2 separate regions of the Homo sapiens genome follow, and region 1 is linked to region 2. A link is a contact called in ENCODE Hi-C or POLR2A ChIA-PET data. All regions are on one chromosome and are shown on one strand. Each heading gives the region's core, a stretch centred on a gene start or an enhancer-like site at or near the end of the contact. The rest is flanking DNA. Distances are from core to core; before and after follow the strand shown. Region 1 holds the start of EIF2B5 (eukaryotic translation initiation factor 2B subunit epsilon). Region 2 holds the start of MAP6D1 (MAP6 domain containing 1).

Region 1 (3,267 bases), core at 118-2,617, 310 kb after region 2:
TGAACATTCCTTTTCTACAACGTGCATTCATTTAATGGAAAACTTTTACTTAGTTGGCTTCAGCCTTTCCTTTTCTAGGATAAATCAAATGGTTTTCGTTCCGCACCCTAACGAGGCAAGAAATGACAAACTCCTCGGTCCCCCTAGGCGGGCGCCGGAGCACGACGGGTCAAGTCGGAATCGCCACGTGGAAACAGCTCTCAGCATCGCGAACTCCAAATCCCGACGTGCAACGCGGGGCGGGATGGGAACAGTTTGCAGGAACTGCAGAAGCCTGTGGCGTGGAACCTGGACAGGTCCCGTGCAGAAAGGGCGCTATGCCTTACAGAAAAGTTCCTTGCCTCCCAAATGACGCCCAGCCTTCCTGCCCCGTTCCACCGCTTTCCCACGGCCCCGCCCCTCTACAGAGTTGGTTTATTCCCCGCAGCCACCGCTTCTTTCCCCAAAGAGAAAAAGGTGCTGCTGCGCCTTTTCAAGCCTTGGACCTTTACGCCCGCACTTTCCTCTGCCCAGAAAGCTTACTGCTTAACTCCAGTACAACTTACTGGTGCGCCTGGATCCACCCCCGTCTCCACTCTGCTTAAGACACAGGAGGCTGATAGGCTGGAAGAATGAATAGATGACATAAAATAGTCATTGTTATCCCCACATAACTTGGCAGCAAGATTGTGGAACTCTGCAGTCAGACAGATCGGGTTCCAATACCAGTTCTTCCACTTACTAGCTGGGTAAACTTCCTTCATCCTTCTGAGAGTTCAAGAAACGTTTGCTGAACGAATGAATAAGATGTTTTGCAGAGATAATGCTTGTATCGTGCCTGGCCCAAAATCAGCGCTCAATGGAATTACTGGTCTCCCTACTATATGCCTGCCACCTTCTCTATTTATGCAGGTTCTGAGTTCCTCGCAGCGGGGGAACATCTGGCTCGGTTCTATCTCCCCAAGGCGCTGGGTTCCCAGAAGTTTCTAGAATGAATACGGAGGGCTACATATTTCACATGCGCGGGGCGGGGAAACTGCTGGGCGATTACAGATTCCCGATGGAGCTGGCCCCTTCGTGGCGACCACAAGTCCTATCACGCCACAAGAATCTCGGCTTGTTCACCTACAAATGAAGGCCGACGATACTTGCAGACCGAGTCTGACATCTATGGGACCCCACTCCTACCCTGCGCCTCAGGGGCCGGGACAACCGTGACCCGTACCGACTCCTCGCGCCTCCGGGATCAACCTCAGACCCCTGTGGGCTCCCGGGGAAGACGCATGCGCACTGCTCCCTCCTCGTCTCCTTCCCTTCGTTAATTAGTCCATCGCATTTCAAGTGCTGGATCCTTTTTGTCCCCTACTGCGTGCGGTGGCAGCTTCCTTGCGGAAGTGGTGACCGTGAGAGAAGAAGATGGCGGCCCCTGTAGTGGCGCCGCCTGGTGTGGTGGTTAGTCGGGCTAACAAGCGCAGCGGCGCGGGGCCGGGAGGCAGCGGTGGCGGGGGAGCCAGAGGGGCGGAGGAGGAACCGCCGCCGCCCCTACAAGCAGTTCTGGTGGCCGATAGCTTCGATCGCCGCTTCTTCCCCATCTCCAAGGACCAGCCTCGGGTGAGCGCCGCGCACGCGAGCAGCCAGAGGGCAGGAAGGGTGGCAGGGCTGGAGCAAGTTCTCATTTCGGCTAACTACAACAGCATGCCCTTGAAGGACCTGCGTCTATGCTGTTATCCTAAAACCGGATGCAGAGGGACTGTCTAAACCCTGATGACTGCTGACCAAGTTAGTGGCCGGCAGATTTGGGCATTCGTAATGCTGTCCACCTCGGGTTTGAAAGGAATGAAGAGAGCTAAATGTAGAAACAGCGCTTGAGAGAAGCCTTCACGCGGGGATTCAGTGCCCCTAGAAGAGGCTGCGCCGCTTTTAACCTTGCCGATGACGGTTGCTTAGGTGAAAAGAAACGACCTTTTGCCTCTGAAAGGGCGGTAATATGCCTTAAAAAGAGCGGGCTAGATCTCAGGCAGTGTATTTTTTTTTTCCTTCCAGGTTCTAATGATAGCCGGTGCTATCTGTCGAAAGGACAAAATGGGTTTAGTGGTTGATTGCCATCAGCCCCCGAGTTGTCTAGACAATGGGGTATTGGACTCAGCTGGGTCGTTCAGCAGTCAGTTCAGAAAGAGGGAACTGCATTGGATTTAAGGAAAATCCTCTCTAATTCCCTCGAAAAAGCCTAATGGCTGTTCATTTTTGACAAGTGACGGGAGATGGCTAACCTCTGACACTTAGAAAGGGATCAAGGAAGGAAATCTTATGGGGAAGAAGGCCTTAGCAATGCTTAAATTTATGGAAATATGATTGATTTCCAGTATTATCCTTTGCCAGCAGTGAACTGCCATTCTGTCACAGCTCTGTGTCTGATACAAGGCACATAGATTCTGTACTTACCATCCCCAAATTGCAATGTCTCAGACTCAGGCTTAGAGCATGGCATGAACATCAAAGGCAGGAACCTGTTTATCTTTGAATTGGAAAGATACAGCAAAATTACACTGTTTGGAAATACGAATAGAGGAGTGAAAATTGTTGCAGTGGGGTACCCAAAGGGATTCGAGACCTCAAGTTTTTTTTCATCTTGTATCCTTCAGGTCCTCTTGCCCCTGGCCAATGTGGCATTAATTGACTACACTCTGGAATTCCTGACTGCCACAGGTGTACAGGAAACATTTGTCTTTTGTTGCTGGAAAGCTGCTCAAATCAAAGAACATTTACTGTAAGGCCCTGCAACTTTTCTTTCCATGTTTCGCCATCTTTTTCCAGTTTTTTCAGGATGAATGTAACTAAGGGGAAATGTGAGAGGGGAAAAATGTGTCTACTTAGATGTCATTGTAAGTTCTAAGGGTATTTTCTACACTTATCAGGAGGTGAGCAGCTGAAACTTTGTATCTGTCTGTCTTGGGTTTTCTGTGACAAAGATTAAAGAATAAACTTGGGTTTTTTCTGAATCTCATTATAAAGTTTGGTGCCAGTGGACTTTGCTTTTATTTAATGGCTTCAGTATGGAAGTTACAATGATAACATCTTTGTTTTCCCACTGAGTTTCTAAATCTTGTTTGTTCTCACCTTCAAGGATATAAATGAGCTCCTTGTCATCTTTGTATTCCCACTGCCTAGCTCAGTCCCAAGCATATAGTGAGCACTTACATGTTTGTTGAAATCTTGAAAACTAGGGAATCGCATTGCTTATGGAAGTCCAGGATGTAAAGACTAGGACATTAGCATGGTCTCCATCAG
Region 2 (7,090 bases), core at 2,635-5,134:
GTGCCATCACGCCCAGCTAATTTTTAGTAGAGATGGGGTTTCACTATGTTGGCCAGGCTGGTCTCGAACTTGGGATCTGCCCATCTCATCCTCCCAAAGTGCTGGGGTTATAGGGGTGAGCCACCACGCCCGGCCTAATTTTTATATTTTTAGTAGAGACGGGGTTTCACCATGTTGGCCAGGATGGTCTTGAACTGACCTCAGGAGATCCGTCCATCTCGGCCTCCCAAAATGCTGGGATTACAGGTGTGAGCCACTGCGACCGGCCTCTTTTTAACTTTAAAATAAAAAAAAAGTAACTTCTGTGATAAGCATCCTTACAGCTAAATCTTTGTTCATATCATCATTTCTTTGGGATAAATTCCTAACTGTGGAATTAAAGAGCCAAAAAGTATGAACTTATCCCCCCAATTTTATTAGTTTTAAAAACCAAGCTGGGCACAGTGGCTGATGCCTTTAATTCCAGCACTTTGGGAGGCTGAGGCAGGAGGATCGCTTGAGCCCAGGAATTTGAGACCAGCCTGGGCAACATAAACCCCATCTCTAAAACACACACACACACACACACACACACACACACACACACACACACACACACACAAAACCCCACATGTAGTGCCCACCTGTGGTCTCAGCTACTCGGGAGGCTGAGGTGAGAAAATCACTTGAGCCTGGGAGGTTGAGGCTGCAGTGAACTGAGATCATGTCCCTGCACTCCAGCCTGGGCAACAGCAGCAACAACAACAAAACAAACAACAACAAAAAAACCCCCCAAAAACCCAACTGTATCAAGGCATTATTTCCAAACCATACAATTCATCCATTAAAAACATACAGCTGGATGACTTTTGACAAATGTAACCACTTGGGTACCACCACCATTATCAAGACACAAAGAACATTCCATGTCCCCAGGAGGAGGCTCCCTCATAGGTCGGCACTTTGTAAGGAACTCGCTGGGGGACAGTGGTTGCAGGGTGGGTCTTGCATTCACTGACACGTCCTCAAGCTGAGCCGCCAAAGCTGGAGTGGGCAACACTGAGCCGCAGCGCTCAGGCCCTAGACTAGCCAGCTGGAGGGGCCTGAATAGCGGAGAGTCTGGAAGGCCAGGGGTCCTGAGCGTGCAGCGCATTCCAGCGGCTGAAGTTCTAGGCACCAGAGCAGGGCAAGGGGTGGAGCTTGCAGGGAGACAGCTTCAGCTCCGGGAAGGAAGCGCTTTCTGTCAGTTACAACAGTCTGCCCATGGAGCGAGCTGACTTGCATGGCGCTGGGCTCCTCTTTACTAGGGATGTTCTAGCAGAGGCTTAGCTTTTATTTATTTGAAGCAAGGTCTTGCTCTGTTGCCTAGGTGGAGTGCAGTGGCACAAACACTGCTCACTGCAGCCTCGACCTCGCAGGCTTGAGGGATCCTCCCACCTCAGCCTCCCAAGTAGCTGGAATCACAGGCAGGCACCACCACGCCCAGCTAATTTTCTATTTTTTGTAGAGGCAGGGTCTCACTATGTTGCCCAGGCTGGTCTTGAACTCCTGGGCTCAAGTGATCCTCCCACCTAAGCTTCCCAAAGTGCTGGGATTACAGGTGTGAGCCACCATGCCTGGCTGGCTTAGCTTTTAGAAGGAGTCCCTCATCCGGGCATGGTGGCTCATGCCTGTAATCCCAGCACTTTGGGAGGCCGAGGCAGGCGGATCATGAGGTCAGGAGTTCAAGACCTGCCTGACCAACATGGTGAAACCCCATCTCTACTAAAAATACAAAAAATTAGCTGGGCGTGATGGCACACACCTATAATCCCAGCTACTCAGGAAGCTGAGGCAGAAGAATTGCTTGAACCTAGGAGGCGGAGGTTACAGTGAGCCAAGATGGCGCCACTGCTCTCCAGCCTGAGCGACAGAGCGAGACTCTGTCTCAAAAAAGAAAAAAATCAAAAATAAAAATAAAAATAAAAATTAACTGGGCATGGTGGCACAAGCCTGTAATCCCAGCTACTCGGGAGGCTGAGGCAGGAGAATTGCTGGAACCAGGGAGGCAGACATTGCAGTGAGCCGAGATTGCACCACTGCACTCCAGCCTGGGTGACAGAGCGAGACTCCGTCTCCAAAAAAAAAAGTTAAAAAGATAGGCAATACATGGACATGTTACAAAGGCAAAAAAAGCAATCGTTCAAAAGAGCAGAGTGAAAAGCCTTCCACCCCTGGCAGTCCCTATCAAGTTCCTCTCCCTAACGGTACCATCTCCTCAGACATCCATCAGGGCATCCTGTGCTTATTTGAGCATATGTGTGTATATTAATACCCCTTTTTAAAACACAAATAGCCTACGTGCTGCTGGGCACCTTGCTTTTTTGGTATGCGTATATTTAAGATCCGCTGGGTTTCAGTATCCCATTTCATGGCTGTGCTATAATTAACCAGTTCCCTACATCAGCAGGACAAGGGGTTTGTTGTACAATGTCTCCACCTATCTTACGCTCCTGAGCTCCCACCCTACCTTGTAGGATACCTGTAGGGAAAATTCCTAGTAGTGAAATAGCTGCATCAAAGGAAAAGTAGTGCTTTTAATAGTCCCACATTAGAAACACCCTAAATAGTCAATGGTAAGGAAGTAGATAAATAAAACTTGAAGATATAAAGGCATATCCATAGGATAAAATACTGCACGTTTATTAAAATTCATGTTGCAGAACATGTAGTAACACGGACAGACTTCTACAACTGGTGAAAAAAGTGTACAGTAAGAATCTAACCACGTAAAAATATATCAGTGCATATGCACCAAATGCACATTACGGAGTAGAAAGAACTCGTCTGGGGAGGGATCAAGGAGATACGTATTTTGTTGTAATTTCTGTACTTTCCCATTTTTCTACAGTATGAATTACTTTTGTGGTAAGAGGAAAAAAGGGAGAAAGCCCTCGGCTGTCCAGGAGCAGAGCTGGGCTGGGAGGTGGGGAGGGCCCGCGGACCCGTTCTCCCTGAAAGCCCCTGTCACAGTGGGACTCTGAAGGGCTCACCCACACGGGACCCTGCGCTCGGTCCTCACCACCAACGCCCGCACACTAGGCAGTGACCGGAGAGAGCTGGGGGACATGGCCTGCGCGCACCCCTCGCACGGCTAGGCCCGGCGGTGGGAGTTAAAGGGAGGCCGGTTCCAACTCGGCTGAAGGCAGGCCATTCTGACGGCTGCCCCCAGGAGGGCGGCTGCGAGGGCAGCGGTGCGCTCCCGGCACGGGGGTGCTCGAGCACTGAGTCCGGGCATGGAGCAGCGAAGGCGCCGCCTGCAGTGCCCACGGACCAAACGGGGGTGACCTCTGAGGCCGCCGGCAGCTCCGAGGTCGCGTGGGATCCGGGCTCCAGGCGCCTCCGCTCTGCCGCCCACCCCATCCCTCTGGCTCCGGGCCTCCGCGTCCTCCCACCACAGGGTGGGGACTCGTTGCGGTCCCTACCCAGCCCATACCTGTACGACGTGGTCACTGCTGCAGCCGCGTCCGCGTCGCCGATGGGCAGCACGTAGACCCCGCGGGCGCCGGGCGCAGGTGGCGCGGAGGACTGCGCGGAGGATTTGCCCCTGCGGCCGCCCGCCCCCGGTCCGCGCCCCGGCGGCGGATCCTTGGGCCCGGCGGGCGTGGTCCACAAGCCGAAGTCCCGCTGGTACTGAGTGAGCGGCACGTCCCGGCCGGAATCCCGGGCGCCCGCGGGAGGCTGGCCCCTGCGCGAGGCGGCGCCGCCCGTGCCCGGCTCCTCGCTGTCGAGGTCCGAGTAGCCGTGCAGAGTGAGCGGCACCGCCACGTCGGAGCGGTCCAGCTGGTTCCAGCGCCGCGCCAGGCAGCACAGGCGGCTGATACAGGGCCACGCCATGCCAGCCCCGGCGCCCGCCGCCCCGCTCCCGGCGCGCGGCGCTCCCGGCCGCGCCTCCTGCGCCCAGCGTCCCCGCCCCCGCGGCCCGCCCCGCGCCGCCGCAGCACCGCCCCCCGGCACGAGGGTGGGCGTCCCGGGAGGGGGCGCACTCGGCGGCAGCCCCACTTGGCCGGGGCCGGCTGCGCACGGCTGGAGCTGGAGGGAGCGCGGATGGGGGAAAGGCTGCACCGTCGCCAGGGGGCACCGGAAACCGCCTGCATTCATTTACAAGTGTCCATCTCGAAGAATGCCTCAGAATTGAATCCAAAGTTCCCTCAGTGTCATCTTATAAATGGCCCCGGCTTCGCAGAGGCCAAGGGCCCGATGGTCGCAGCTGGGAGCAGTCCGCCAGCCGGGAGGTTCTCCATGTGGCCTCGGGACGCCCAGCGACTGCTGCATTTGTGCCAGGCTGCACCGCATGGACTCCGCGGGCACAGGGGCAGGTGCAGCAATGAGGGTGTCAGAGAAGACTCGGGGCCCTGCTTCCCGGAGAACACGTGTTTCAGTCAGCCTGTGAGTCGCCGCCTATTTGCCTTTAGGATGCTAGTCTACATTTGTGACAACCAATCCACTTTTCATTAGAATTGGCATTAGCCACCAATCGACCTTTCCCTGGGTTCTGAAATTCCTAATTTTAAAGCATGGCCATTTGCAAAAGCTTTAGTTTGATAAAGCGGCCACAGAACTGGCCACAAGGCTATCAAGTTCCTTTCCTCCTGTGCATGCATGGCTGTTTTCAGGCAGAGCTGTTGAGGGATCCTCCAGCGTAAAGGCAGGTCTGTTCAATGCAGGACACCGTCTCAAACAACTCCCTGACCACCCACAAACGCTTTTCTGAATATTTGACACATGCTCTCGGTATACACTGCAGACCAATTACTAATAACACTACTGAGACAGCATTAATTACCCAGAGCTCCATTTCAAGGTTGTACTTGGAAGGTATCCAGTCTGCGCCTGGGAGGGGACTGCAGCACATCCCTGGCCAGTCAGAAAACAGATTCATCTCCCAAAACATTGCCTGTCTTAGCTTGAAGTTGTAGCAAAGTGACATGACGGCTGCCTAGAAGTGGCAGCAGGTCAGCTGAGCAGGCCAGGCCATGTCCCAGCAGGCAGCAGGCGAGGCGCCAGGTGTAGAGGGAGATCCTGGAAAATGACACACAGGGGCCGGGTCAGAGTGAACTCTTTGTGGACTGTCCGCCACGGCCCTGGGTTAGCCAGCCTGGCAGATGGCGCTTGGGACTAAAATTCTCCATCTCGCAGGAAAAGAGAGCAGCTCTCTTTTTATTACTTCATTGATCAAACAACAGTCAAAGAGCAGTTGCTATGTGCTAGGAATAATTCTGGGTGCCTTCAGGAGGTTTAGTGTGGTAGTGAGGGACGGAAGGAAGTGTAATTGAACTGACAAGGCCAGGTCAGCATGAGAGGGAGGCAGGCTGGGGAAAGCTGGACTCGCCACCTGTTGTGAGGGAGGGTGGTTGGGCCAGGTGGGAATGTAGGTCACGGGGGAGGAGGGTTCAGCTGAGGTAGCAGACCATGGAGGGTCTTGGTGGCCACACTAAGGAATTTTAGCTTTTCATATGGCCGGGTGCAGATGGCTCATGCGTGGAATCCCAGCACTTTGGGAGGCTGAGGCAAGAGGACTGCTTGAGCCCAGGAGTTTGAGAACTGCCTGGGCAACACAGTGAGACCCTGTCTCTACAAAAAACTTTTAAAAATTAGCCAGGCGTGGTAGTGTGTGCCTGCAGTGCCAGCTACTTGGAGGCTGAGGCTTGAGCCCAGGACTTCAAGGCTACAGTGAGCTATGATTGCACCACTGAACTCCAGCCTGGACGAGAGAGAGAGAGAGAGACCCTGTCTCAAATAAATAAAAGTTTTTCACAGGTGACAACAAAGGAATGACAGACATGTTTTTAGCACTCTGGCAGGCATATGGAGAAGCACAGGGTTGCTTTGGAGACCAGCTGGAAGAACAGGCTCAACAGTCCAGGGACTAAGAAGTGAGGACCACCACGGAGTCACAGGCACTGGGAAGGCTGAGGGGCTGAATTCTAGAAATAAGAGGCGAGAGAGGGAGATCTCGAATGGCTCCGGGTTTCAGACTTCACCGATTGCTCGTGTCACTCCTTAAGCCGAGTGCTATTTGAGGGGCCTGTGCAGGGCGGGGGGGTGGTCCCAGAGCCTGGAACCATGCGTGTGTTGCAGTAGACACATTTACTAAGAGTACAGAGAGATTCTGTGGGTCTGGAGCTCAGAATCCTCACAGATAACTGAGGCTTCAGCAAGTGCACCCACTCAAGAAGTGTATGGAATGAGGGAGACGGCAGCCACGGCATGTTCCTAGGTACCCCACACTTCAGATGCCAGTGGAGGCGGCACAGCCCAAGAGGCCCACGGGCCAGGGAGTGCATGGCCTTGAAGGCAGTGATCGCGGGTCCCCAGAGAAGCCAAGAGGAGAAAGTGAAGCACCCTCGTGGGCAATCAGGAGGGAGCTGTGGACAGCAAGGCTTCTCCGGCCACAGCCAGGTTCTGGCCTCCCCAGGCCATGCACAGAGGCTCCAGCATTGAGGGGTTTTAGGGACCAGGAGATGCTACAGGGACTTCTAACTTTTTCCCAGTCACAAAGCAGGGACACAGAGATGTCTTCATTGCCTCTTTGCCTGGTCTGCCCAAAGCACGATGTGAATTAATGTTGGGCTCTAGAGGGAATGTCCCTATGAACTCAGCCTCCTATCCCATCTCTGGAAAACGCATCTTGCCTCATCTGTGTTGCAGAGTTGTTAGCAGATGTCAGAGCAAAGCATTGTGACCTTGGGCAGTGCCCCTACACCACGTGTGCCGTTTCCTCGCTGGCAAAATGATGGCTAAGATAACTCTCTCCCCTAGAAGTGATACGAGTTTAGAACAGAATCCTGTGCCTGGGAAGAATAACTGTAAATCATAGTAGAAACAAGTCCAGCCTGATGGAAGAAGGATATGAAGGACTGCCAAATACTGGACAATTTCTATGTGCTGGGCGCGTGCTGCCATGCAGTTCTCACTTGCCTGGTGAGGTGGGCACCACTCCCACTCCTTTTCCAAAGCCGCCATTCCCATCCCCCACGGCACACAACCTGAGTCCGATCGGCCACAGGAGGCTGAAATCAGGGCCTTCGATCCTCCCAGGACAAAGCTGCAAGACTTGGTATAACATTTT

Evidence for each region. A loop is a pair of places that touch in the nucleus more often than their neighbours do. ChIA-PET counts read pairs that join two places held with the same protein, here RNA polymerase II (POLR2A). Pooled maps may share reads with other maps.
Region 1: a pooled map shows a loop between it and region 2 (4-fold over the local background). The contact joins the promoter of EIF2B5 here to the promoter of MAP6D1 in region 2. A Hi-C loop is called at or near these places in 2 of 50 pooled maps. POLR2A ChIA-PET finds 5 or more read pairs at or near these places in 3 of 52 experiments (H1, WTC11 and activated T-cell).

The regions. Positions count from the first base shown.
Region 1 is chr3:184,133,991-184,137,257 of GRCh38, forward strand. EIF2B5 (eukaryotic translation initiation factor 2B subunit epsilon) reads left to right here and starts at 1,368. Exons shown (of 16, transcript NM_003907.3): 1 at 1,368-1,590; 2 at 2,622-2,746. The coding sequence starts at 1,396. It overlaps EIF2B5-DT (EIF2B5 divergent transcript), which reads right to left and starts at 1,271. Exons shown (of 2, transcript NR_183721.1): 1 at 546-1,271; 2 at 1-288. RefSeq lists enhancers at 1-398, 1,268-1,327, 1,648-1,717 and a silencer at 1,468-1,577.
Region 2 is chr3:183,821,693-183,828,782 of GRCh38, forward strand. MAP6D1 (MAP6 domain containing 1) reads right to left here and starts at 3,885. Exons shown (of 3, transcript NM_024871.4): 1 at 3,455-3,885. The coding sequence starts at 3,855. It also overlaps a transcript of PARL not described here. RefSeq lists silencers at 3,463-3,592, 3,613-3,682, 3,743-4,092.